2 separate regions of the Homo sapiens genome follow, and region 1 is linked to region 2. The links are chromatin contacts, found by Hi-C or POLR2A ChIA-PET in ENCODE. All regions are on one chromosome and are shown on one strand. Each heading gives the region's core, a stretch centred on a gene start or an enhancer-like site at or near the end of the contact. The rest is flanking DNA. Distances are from core to core; before and after follow the strand shown. Region 1 overlaps LOC102723406 (a long non-coding RNA gene). Region 2 overlaps STARD13 (StAR related lipid transfer domain containing 13).

Region 1 (4,533 bases), core at 1,969-4,468, 380 kb before region 2:
ATCTGAGCTTGTCACTATCCGAGTGGCTCCCACGTCCACTGAAATCACTTTATGCTCAAAGCCTGTCCTGTCAGGACCTTCATTCTCTCACTCCTTCAAGAGTTTGACAGCCTGCAAGCCTCCAGACCAGCCCTCAAGCTTCCAGACCAATGGTGCTTGGTTATCCACTCAACATTCACCAAGGCCTGACTTTCTCCTTTCTGGGTGCTTGGCTAAGCCAGGCCATTCCTGCTGCCATTCGCCCTTCCTCTGGGACTCACCAGTTGCAACCCTATCTCTTCTCTCTTCCATTTCCCCATTCCTCACACCACCTTACTGCACCCTCAGGGAAAACTACTCCCTCTAATTCTGTGCCCACAACTTTGTTTGCACTACTAAGGTGACACTAATCACACTACTTTGCTCTGTGGACTATAGCTTCAGCCTGGGGAAAGATAAAATTTAGAGCAGAGTTTCGGGTGTCACTTCAATTCACTACTGTGTAAGCTTAGACTCACCCTTTCTGAGCCTCATCCACTTTACCTATAAAATATATGTAATAACATCTCCCTCTCAAAGCTGCTGTGGGTGTTGTGATATATGTGAAAACAATTTGGAAACTACACATGCAAAGTATTTTTATTCCTATTGGCTGCTTGAAGGCAGGAACCATCCTATTCATTTTTGACCTAACCCCCATCTCCAGTGCATGCCAGGATGCAGCAGAGCACATTCATTTCAGTATAATTCTGAGAAAAAGAGAAAGGACCCATTTCAACTCAAACTTAATACCACAATTTGAACTTTGAAGTTGCTCAAAAGAGTTCTTTCAGATCTAAAGAGGAAAAAATGACTGGAAGACGAGCCTTTAGGCAACTTATTAACTGTTTTTACTTGCATAACAGATTATCTGGGGGGCCACATGAGCCTTTGACAGAACATCTGTGAAGTTAGAACAGTCTTCGGTCTTTTGTGTACTCTGAGAAGTCCAGGCCACAGGAGTTTGCCATTCTCTGATATTTTCTGCAACACATTAAACTGTTTAATGCAAATTTACTCCATTCTAAATTTGCATGGGGCCCAGGAGCCCTTTGAGAGAGAGCTTGAGTGAGACCTTGGGTTGACATATACAGGGCTGTCTGATGGCCAGGGTGAATGGGTATATTCCCAGAAGGGGAATAGACAAGAGAAAAAGAAAACAGCCTCCCTGAAGTGATGCTTCATGGAGAAGTCTTAAAGGATGGTGCGGTTTTTGCAACAAGGTGTGGATGAGGCAGGGAGTAGGGGCTTCCAGGAGGCTGTGCCCCTGGCTTTCTTTCCCATCTTGAGTGTGGATCACCGTGTCTGATGATCAGACCGGTCAGGTTGTGCCCTAAACAAAGGCACACACACACAGGAAGGCATCATTCACATTGTAGGTTTGTGCACACTTTCTTTGCAATTTTCTGCCAGAGGAAAGTCAAGTGTCTTAAGGACTCGCCTAATTCTTACCAAGGCACTGTTGGAAAGTCAAGTGTCTTAAGGAAGGGGTGACTTTCCTAATTTTTACCAAGGCACTGTTTAGGGTAGGGGAAGCCCTGGCAGGGACCCTTGGAAGAAGAGGGCTGTCTATAGTGGAAAAACTATCACATTAGGAGCCCAATAGTTCTACTTTAGTTCAGTATCTTAGTTATTTTAGCCCCTTAGAACCTAACACAACACCTGGTACATATTTATTCAGTAAATTGGATTGATCAATGCCTATGGGTTTTTAAAGTTTTATCCAGGAGGCATCACAGATCTCATTTGTTCTTTATTCCTTTTGTGTTCTCTTCCCAGACTTGTGGTTTTGTCACAAGGAGATAATATTTTCAGCAAAAAATATAAACTTTCCCTCAAGACACAAATTAGAAAATATGGTGGTGCGGTCCCTGGTGAGGAAGCCATCCTTCCAGGCCCAGAATTTCCTGCCCTGTCCATTTCCAACTTATCATAAATACTTTCCTGACCCCTAAAATGCAGGACACTGATCAACTCAGTTAAGAAGTTTTTATTTCAAGCCTGCTGGGCTTTACAAAGGACTGCATTTGACTCTGGGCATGGATTCAAAGTCCTTTTGAATAAATGACCTGCTTATCTAGCTGTCAAAATGTGGACCTCACTGGCACTCTTAACTATAGCCCTGATTCAAGTTTATGTGCCAGAAACGGAACTTCTGTCTTTCAAATTCAACAAGGTCTTCAGACCATGGCCGCCTTGCACAATATGGACCAGCAGTTGCTATTAGAGCAACTAAGGGTATTTACGGTTTATTCAAATAATGTAGTGCAAAGAATAGGAGGTTTGAAAGCCTGGCGAGGAGTGGAAGAATTGACTTCCATAAATCTAGGGCCCTAAAAATACCTTTTTTGTTCAAGCGTTGGAAAGAATTTTGTCGACCTTTCTGCTTCATTGGCATTTCTTTACGTTTTCCTGGTAACCAGAGACAAGTTGCACAATCGGTGTGGCATTTGGCTCCTGATTCTGGGGGAGAGGGAGCGCTGTCTGCTTTTTCAGCAGGCCCAGCACAGTGGAGCGCGGAGCATTCAGCACTGGGGGAGCCTGCCAGCAGCTGGCCCTGCCAAACTAAACAGGAATCAGCGCGGACAAAGGGAAGATTATGTGGTGGAAAAAGGATACCCCGAATTAAGGCAGGAAAGCCACGTCAATTATATTTGGAAGCGGTGTCTCTCCCCCGGGTTACAAAGCCGTGTCTCTAAGATTTCTGAGGATGTTGCTGTTTCACCGAAAGCTCACCCACAAAAGGTCAGTGGGTGGAGTTCAAACAAAATGCTTTTTCTCTTATGACTTCCTGTGGATCTTGATATCTCGCCACAAGTCTTTCTGCCACCACTGTGCCCTTCCATGCACACTAGTCACAGCAGGAGGAGGACAGGAACGCGCGCCAGGAGCGGATTAGGGGACGTGAGCAGGCGACCCTGGCAGAGGTTCTCCGCGCAGTGGCCCGCGGTGGGCTGGGCGTGCTGAGCACTGCGTCCCTGCTTCAGTCCTGATCTCAGCGGAAGAAAAATAAAAACACAACAAAACTCAAACCAACAAAACACCTGGGATTTCCCGGCCACCAGCCCCAGTGAGTGCCCCCACAGGATAAGCTCTTACTAACTCCTCCTGGTGGCCCCAGGCTGACCTCTGCAAGGTTACTGTTGGGAGTTGAAGGCAAAGCGGCCTGGCCCACTGCTGGTGATACCCAGGCTAGGCTAAGTCTCCTGAGGACACGTGGAGGCTCAGCGCAGGCGCAGGAGCAGCGCGGGGCTGGGAGAACTGGCAAAGCCACCTGCGGTGCTGTGCCCAGGGAGTCCATGATTCTTCTCTCCTCCTGTCTCCTTTTTCAAAATGCAAAATAAAATGAGAAATTTTGTTTTTAACAATAAAAGTAACAAATATATCATCACCAAGATGTTTAGATGTTAGTATTACTGGAAACAACTTGCTTTTTTTTCTCCTTAAATAAGTAAGACTTTGAAGATACAGTAAGGCCCCACCTTCATCCCTCCCCTCCCCAGAGTGAACCTCCTTAAATTTGTCTATATTGTTCCCACGTGATTTTTCTTATTTTTTCCATGCATAGTTTTATTTAAATATGATCTTGCATGGTTTTTAAATTTATGTAAATGATATCCTTTAAATATCTTTTTACAATTTACATTTTGCACTTAACCGGCCACTTTAGGAATTTATCATTGTGAATATCAATGTAAATCTAGCTTTAAGATTGTTTAATAAACTTTTCAATAAAAACAATTATTTTTTAAATCGATTCTATTCAGGAGCATGACTTTTTTCCCCACTTTTTAAATTACAAAGAATACAATTAGCATGTTTGTACATTTACACTAGCACACATGCCTAGTGTATATGGGAGTAGACCCTAAAGAACGAAGAAGTAGAGGCCGGGCGCAGTGGCTCACGCCTGTAATCCCAGCACTTTGGGAGGCCGAGGCGGGCAGATCACGAGGTCAGGAGACAGAGATCATCTCCTGGCTAACACGGTGAAACCACGTCTCTACTAAAAATACAAAAAATTAGCCGGGCGTGGTGGTGGGTGCCTGTAATCCCAGCTATTTGGGAGGCTGAGGCAGGAGAATGACGTGAACCCGGGAGGTGGAGCTTGCAGTGAGCCGAGGTCCTGCCACTGCACTCCAGCCTGGGCAACACAGCGAGACTCCATCTCAAAAAAAAAAAAAAAGAAAGAAAGAAATTAGAAGTAGAATTCCTGGGCCATAGGTCAGTTTCAACATTGCCAAATATTGACAAATTGCTCTCCAAGAGGGCTATGTTAATTTTCAAGCTCACCAGCAATGATCAAGATTTTCACCAAAACTTAGTGCACCCGATTAATTGTATTTGCTGACATGACGGTTTCAAGTGGTACCTGGCCGCTTGACTTTTCAATTCCGTGAGAACTAGTGAAGTTGAGCATATTTTCATATGCTGTTGTCCATTTGAGCTTTTTGCTTAAGCTGCGTATTTACATACTTTGCGACATTTCTATTGTGTTATTGCAGAGTTTTTAAA
Region 2 (4,368 bases), core at 635-3,134:
TCTAAGCTAGTGTCCCAATCTCTCCAGTTGGAAATAAGTATTATTTTCTCTCTTCTTTATATGCCCACAACATTCTGACTATGCCCGTATCTTGGCACTTCACAGGTATTAGAGTTCTTTCCCAAGTGTTTCTGCTTCCTTCACCAGGTTCTTAGCATCTTGCAGTTATGGTTCTTCCATCCTCCTCAGTGCCTCGCTGGCACTTTGCACATCAGGGGTACTTAAGAGTACTTTGCATAAACTGAACAAATTAATCATTCAAACATAAAATGAGTAAAGACCGACCTTACGTGTCATAATGGACTAAGTAAACAGTGTTTTAGAAGAGATAATGTGATTCTCAGATGAATCAACATGAGGATAACAGGAAATAGGCTGAGATTTCAGCAAAAGAGAATTCTTGTGCATCAGAAAGCAGCCCTTGACCGGAAAGGGTGATGAAAAAAAGTGGATATAGCTTACAAAAGAAGATTATGAAAGCTCCACTCTCAAAATCATTCAGCAGTATCCCAGCATTCATGAATGTTTGTTTAAAATGAAGATTTTTCTGAAATAAAGGGCTGGGCAAAGTAATGTTGGAGGCAGTGTTCAGGCAGGCTGCCTCCAGGAAACCCAGGGTGCCAGGATGAGTATTCTCCCTATTTCTACCAGAGCAGCCACGCCTCTTCTTCTTTCTAACCAAGGTAGGATGTGCATGTACTGGCTTTTTCCTGTCCAAGTTGTGGCTGTTTAGGTTTAGAAGTCAAGAGCGTGACAGTAAAACTAACTAGCTGCAGATGATGATCTTATGTTGCAGCTGAATACTTTTCCAATACAAGATTTATCTGGGGACATAAGACTCAGTGAATTACCATTTGCCATGGTCTTCACTGGAGAACGATGGCTACAATCTCCTTCTTCCCCATGTGGACTGACCATCTGCTCCCAATAATTGCAAATTCGCTTCCAGGCCTCATAATGTCTCCCTGTGTTCTTGCTTGTCTTTGAAATGCCTCAGGCAACTGCTCTTCTCTCCAATGGAGCAGCCACAACAGCTGTGGGATTCACTAGGGTTTGTCTCTGCTCCATTTCTGGCAGCAGGCAACCACCACTAAGCCACTCTCCAAAAAAGCCTGCAAATTGTGAACCCATTAAGGTTTAACTCCTGGGGGACAACAAAGAGAGCTGCCTTTGAATGTGAGCTCTGTGTGCCTCACTGAGGCTTCTGGCACAGGGGCTTGTCCTCAGGGCCAGGGTGATGCGTAGGGAAAGTTACAAGCTTCTGAGGGAATATTTTCACAGGTTTTCCAAACAAAGGGTTCTTTCTTCCAACCCCATACAACTCTCTTCTGATTGCTAATTAACCAAAGCTAGTGAAAAACAGGCCATTTCTGTAAATAGACTAGAAGTAGTGTGTGTGTGTGGTGTGTGTGCACGCGTGCACTCGCGTGTCCATGCCTGGCACGGGTGATGTGACTTTTAGTATTTTTCGTCTTTGTTTGTGTTTGTTCAAGCAGACCATGAAATGAATGAAAGTCTGTTTTGAGTTCGACAAGAGATAAAGGGATGTTACAGGGCATCTTGTCCTTCTGGTAATTTTTCCAGTGCTCACGCAGTCTTGCGGTTGTCCTGGCAAATCGAATATGTTAAGTGTTTTGCTTTAAGTTGCCCTCTTTCCTCTTAAGTTGAGAGTTTCCACAGTCTTCACCATAGGGTCGGTTTTGGTCTGTGTCATCTCAGTGTCCTGGCCGTATCTCAACTGTCTTCCCCTGTTTACTTCCATGGAGTCGCTATTTAGGAAGTCCCTTTTCAGCCCATCTGCCTTAAATCACTGCATTGTTTACTTTCCCACCAAGGAGTTTTCCCTCCGTTGGTTGCATGCCTTTTAGATTGAGTATGCATTTGAAGATCTAGAAGCCCATACAGGCTGCTGGCAATTTTTATTCAGGCTGCTTCACCACTTGGTGCAGTCTTCCACCTAGTCAAAGCCTGCCAGAGTCTGCTGGCCTTTTGGAATGGTTGCTGAAGTCTTCAAAGCCCTACTTCTTTTAACTTTGCTTTTGTGGTTACATATGAGTAGTTTCATAAGTTTTGCAATTTGGTATCTTGGAGTTTTGAAACAATGTTGCATTTTGATTATTTTATCCACAATTATGATACTTACTGTGAGGTTACGTACCAATTAGATCCTTGTCTTACTCGTGTCTAATCAATATTTCTTATTTGTTTTAATTCTGGCCTTTTTGGTTATCAGACTCTACGTGATGGGGGAAAAAAGCTCTTCACAGGCCTCTAGTGGACATGTAGTGGAACTGCAGAAATCTTGTATTCGAAGGTGTAAAACTGTGGTGTGACCCATGTCCGAATTAGCAATCACAAACATGTTATTCATTTAGTATTTAATTTAAAGATAAATAGTATGCTTGGAAGCAAGGAAGATAGGGATACTGGTGGAATCAAACTCTTGGTTGACTAACCACAGAATATGACCAGGTTGTCCACTGTCGCCTGTTGTCCTCTGAACTGAGTTTCTTTCACTAAGGAGTCCACACAGTCTCTGTTTTATAACAGGAGCTCAATTTTAACTTCCAAAAAAAAAACACTGTAAATGAACTGTACTCTTAATTCATTTTTTATCAATGATTTTTATGAAGAATGCCTGATATTTTAATAGATTCATAGTTTAAATAAGAAACAATCAGTATGAATGTTTCTTCTCAAAAGAGTTGAAAATAATATGTCTCTATAAAGAAATACATGGGGGAGTAATGTGGTCCAGAGGCAACCTCAGCCTTCGCCAGAGGCTGCAATCCACCAGAATCCACTGGGGCTCCCTCCCAGCCTTCAGTGATTTTCCATGAGCACTCCATGTACTCTTCATGCTTCTGTGCCATGCTTTTATGTTGCCTTTGCCTGAAATAACTCCTCCCTTCCACCACTTCCCCACCTGGCAAAATTCTTCATGTCCTTACAAATCCAAGTCAAATGTTCTTTTTTATTTGCATCTCCCTTCCCCCACCACGCAACTGTTAAAAACTGCTCTGCGTTGTTTCGTTTTACGATCGCACATTCAATCTATCATTATGTTCATTTGTAAAGGGCCTGTCTCTTTCTTCTGATGGGCTTTGAGCTTCTCACATGTTGTCAGGATGGTGTTGTGCTTTGCAGTATTCTCCTCATCACTTTAACCTCAGTACCTGACACAGCTCCTGGCATCTAGTAAAGACTTTTTCAATTAACTGATACTCCTTATGGTGCTTGTCCTAGGAAAAAATGGGAGTGAGGGAAGTGTGCCTCATTTTGTCTTTGGTATCTAGGTTTGCATCCAGCATCTTGCCTCCCTGTTGTACCCCCTCCATAGTCATGTCCAAGTTAAAGTGGTCCTAATACCCTAAATTACCTTTTTCAGGGTATTTGGAGTATAAACCTTATCTCAAATTTAAAATGAAATGCTTTGCCCTAGTGTTAAACAAGAACAGGAATTTCAAGCAATTAGGCTGATGAGAGAGTAGTTTGGGGGAATGGAATGCCTAGCTCTAAATATAGAGTTAATGACTGTCTCTTTTCCCTAAGAATTGGACTAGCTTCACTATTTGTAGAGGAAGTTTCCATGCCTCCTTTTAGATTTAACTTACAAAGTATTTTCAAGGTATTGATATGGAAAGTAGTTCTGGAACAAATTAGGTATCTGTTTAAATCCACATATGGTTGAACTACCTGGGATCGTATTTTAGCTATCTATGAGGACATTGAGATTCTGATGAGTCCATCACTGCCAGCAGACCTTGAACTAAGATAGAAAAGACTAACGATGGAACTTTAAGGGAATGGCTTTATGGCTAGAGATCTGATGTTACTTCACATCAGAGGGCTGAGCAAAGCTCGCAGGTTGTAGATGAGACCAATTCAAAGCAACTGGTCACTGAGGCATTTTGTTATGGCCATTTAAAGGTTAGGAATGAAGTTTGCTTTGCTGAAAACACTCAGTTTGGTTTTGCTTAATTTTCTCTGGGGCAGAGGTTCTTAATCTGGTGACTTCTCTTTAAAACTTCAGAAATTATAAGAACGAATGAATATACATATGCCATATGTTTAATGGAGAGAAATGTGTTAAGATCCCTAAAAATCTTTAAAAACAGTTAAGAAGTACTGTTTTAAGAGAAAGATAGATGTTTTATAGTATGAGTCAAGTTAATAGACTTTTTACCTAAACATCGCTTGGACTAGCCTGAATATTACATTTTCATTTATTGTCCAATTGTCTGTTTATGAAATGTTCTTATCTGAATAATAGAAGTAAATTTGAGGCCGGGTGTGGTGGCCCATGCCTGTAATCCCAGCACTTTGGGAGGTCGAGGTGGGCAGATCACCTGAGATCAGGAGTTCAAG

Evidence for each region. A loop is a pair of places that touch in the nucleus more often than their neighbours do. ChIA-PET counts read pairs that join two places held with the same protein, here RNA polymerase II (POLR2A). Pooled maps may share reads with other maps.
Region 1: a map of heart left ventricle shows a loop between it and region 2 (2.6-fold over the local background). The contact joins two enhancer-like sites. A Hi-C loop is called at or near these places in 1 of 168 maps with a recorded cell type or tissue (heart left ventricle) and 8 of 50 pooled maps. POLR2A ChIA-PET finds 5 or more read pairs at or near these places in 3 of 52 experiments (CD8-positive, alpha-beta memory T cell, activated CD4-positive, alpha-beta T cell and activated T-cell).

The regions. Positions count from the first base shown.
Region 1 is chr13:33,609,241-33,613,773 of GRCh38, reverse strand. It overlaps LOC102723406 (a long non-coding RNA gene), which reads right to left. Exons shown (of 6, transcript XR_007063750.1): 5 at 3,146-3,341; 6 at 1,996-3,007. It also overlaps a transcript of STARD13 not described here. Among named protein-coding and RNA genes, the nearest start is that of RFC3, 210 kb to the left of the region's middle. Within about 2 kb of position 3,218, at least 25 of the 41 ENCODE cell types and tissues checked have a DNase peak (open chromatin) inside an H3K27ac peak, as active enhancers do; they include heart left ventricle, where a contact is called at or near this core.
Region 2 is chr13:33,226,652-33,231,019 of GRCh38, reverse strand. The region is part of intron 1 of STARD13 (StAR related lipid transfer domain containing 13); the gene reads left to right. Among named protein-coding and RNA genes, the nearest start is that of STARD13-AS, 49 kb to the left of the region's middle. Within about 2 kb of position 1,884, at least 15 of the 41 ENCODE cell types and tissues checked have a DNase peak (open chromatin) inside an H3K27ac peak, as active enhancers do; they include heart left ventricle, where a contact is called at or near this core.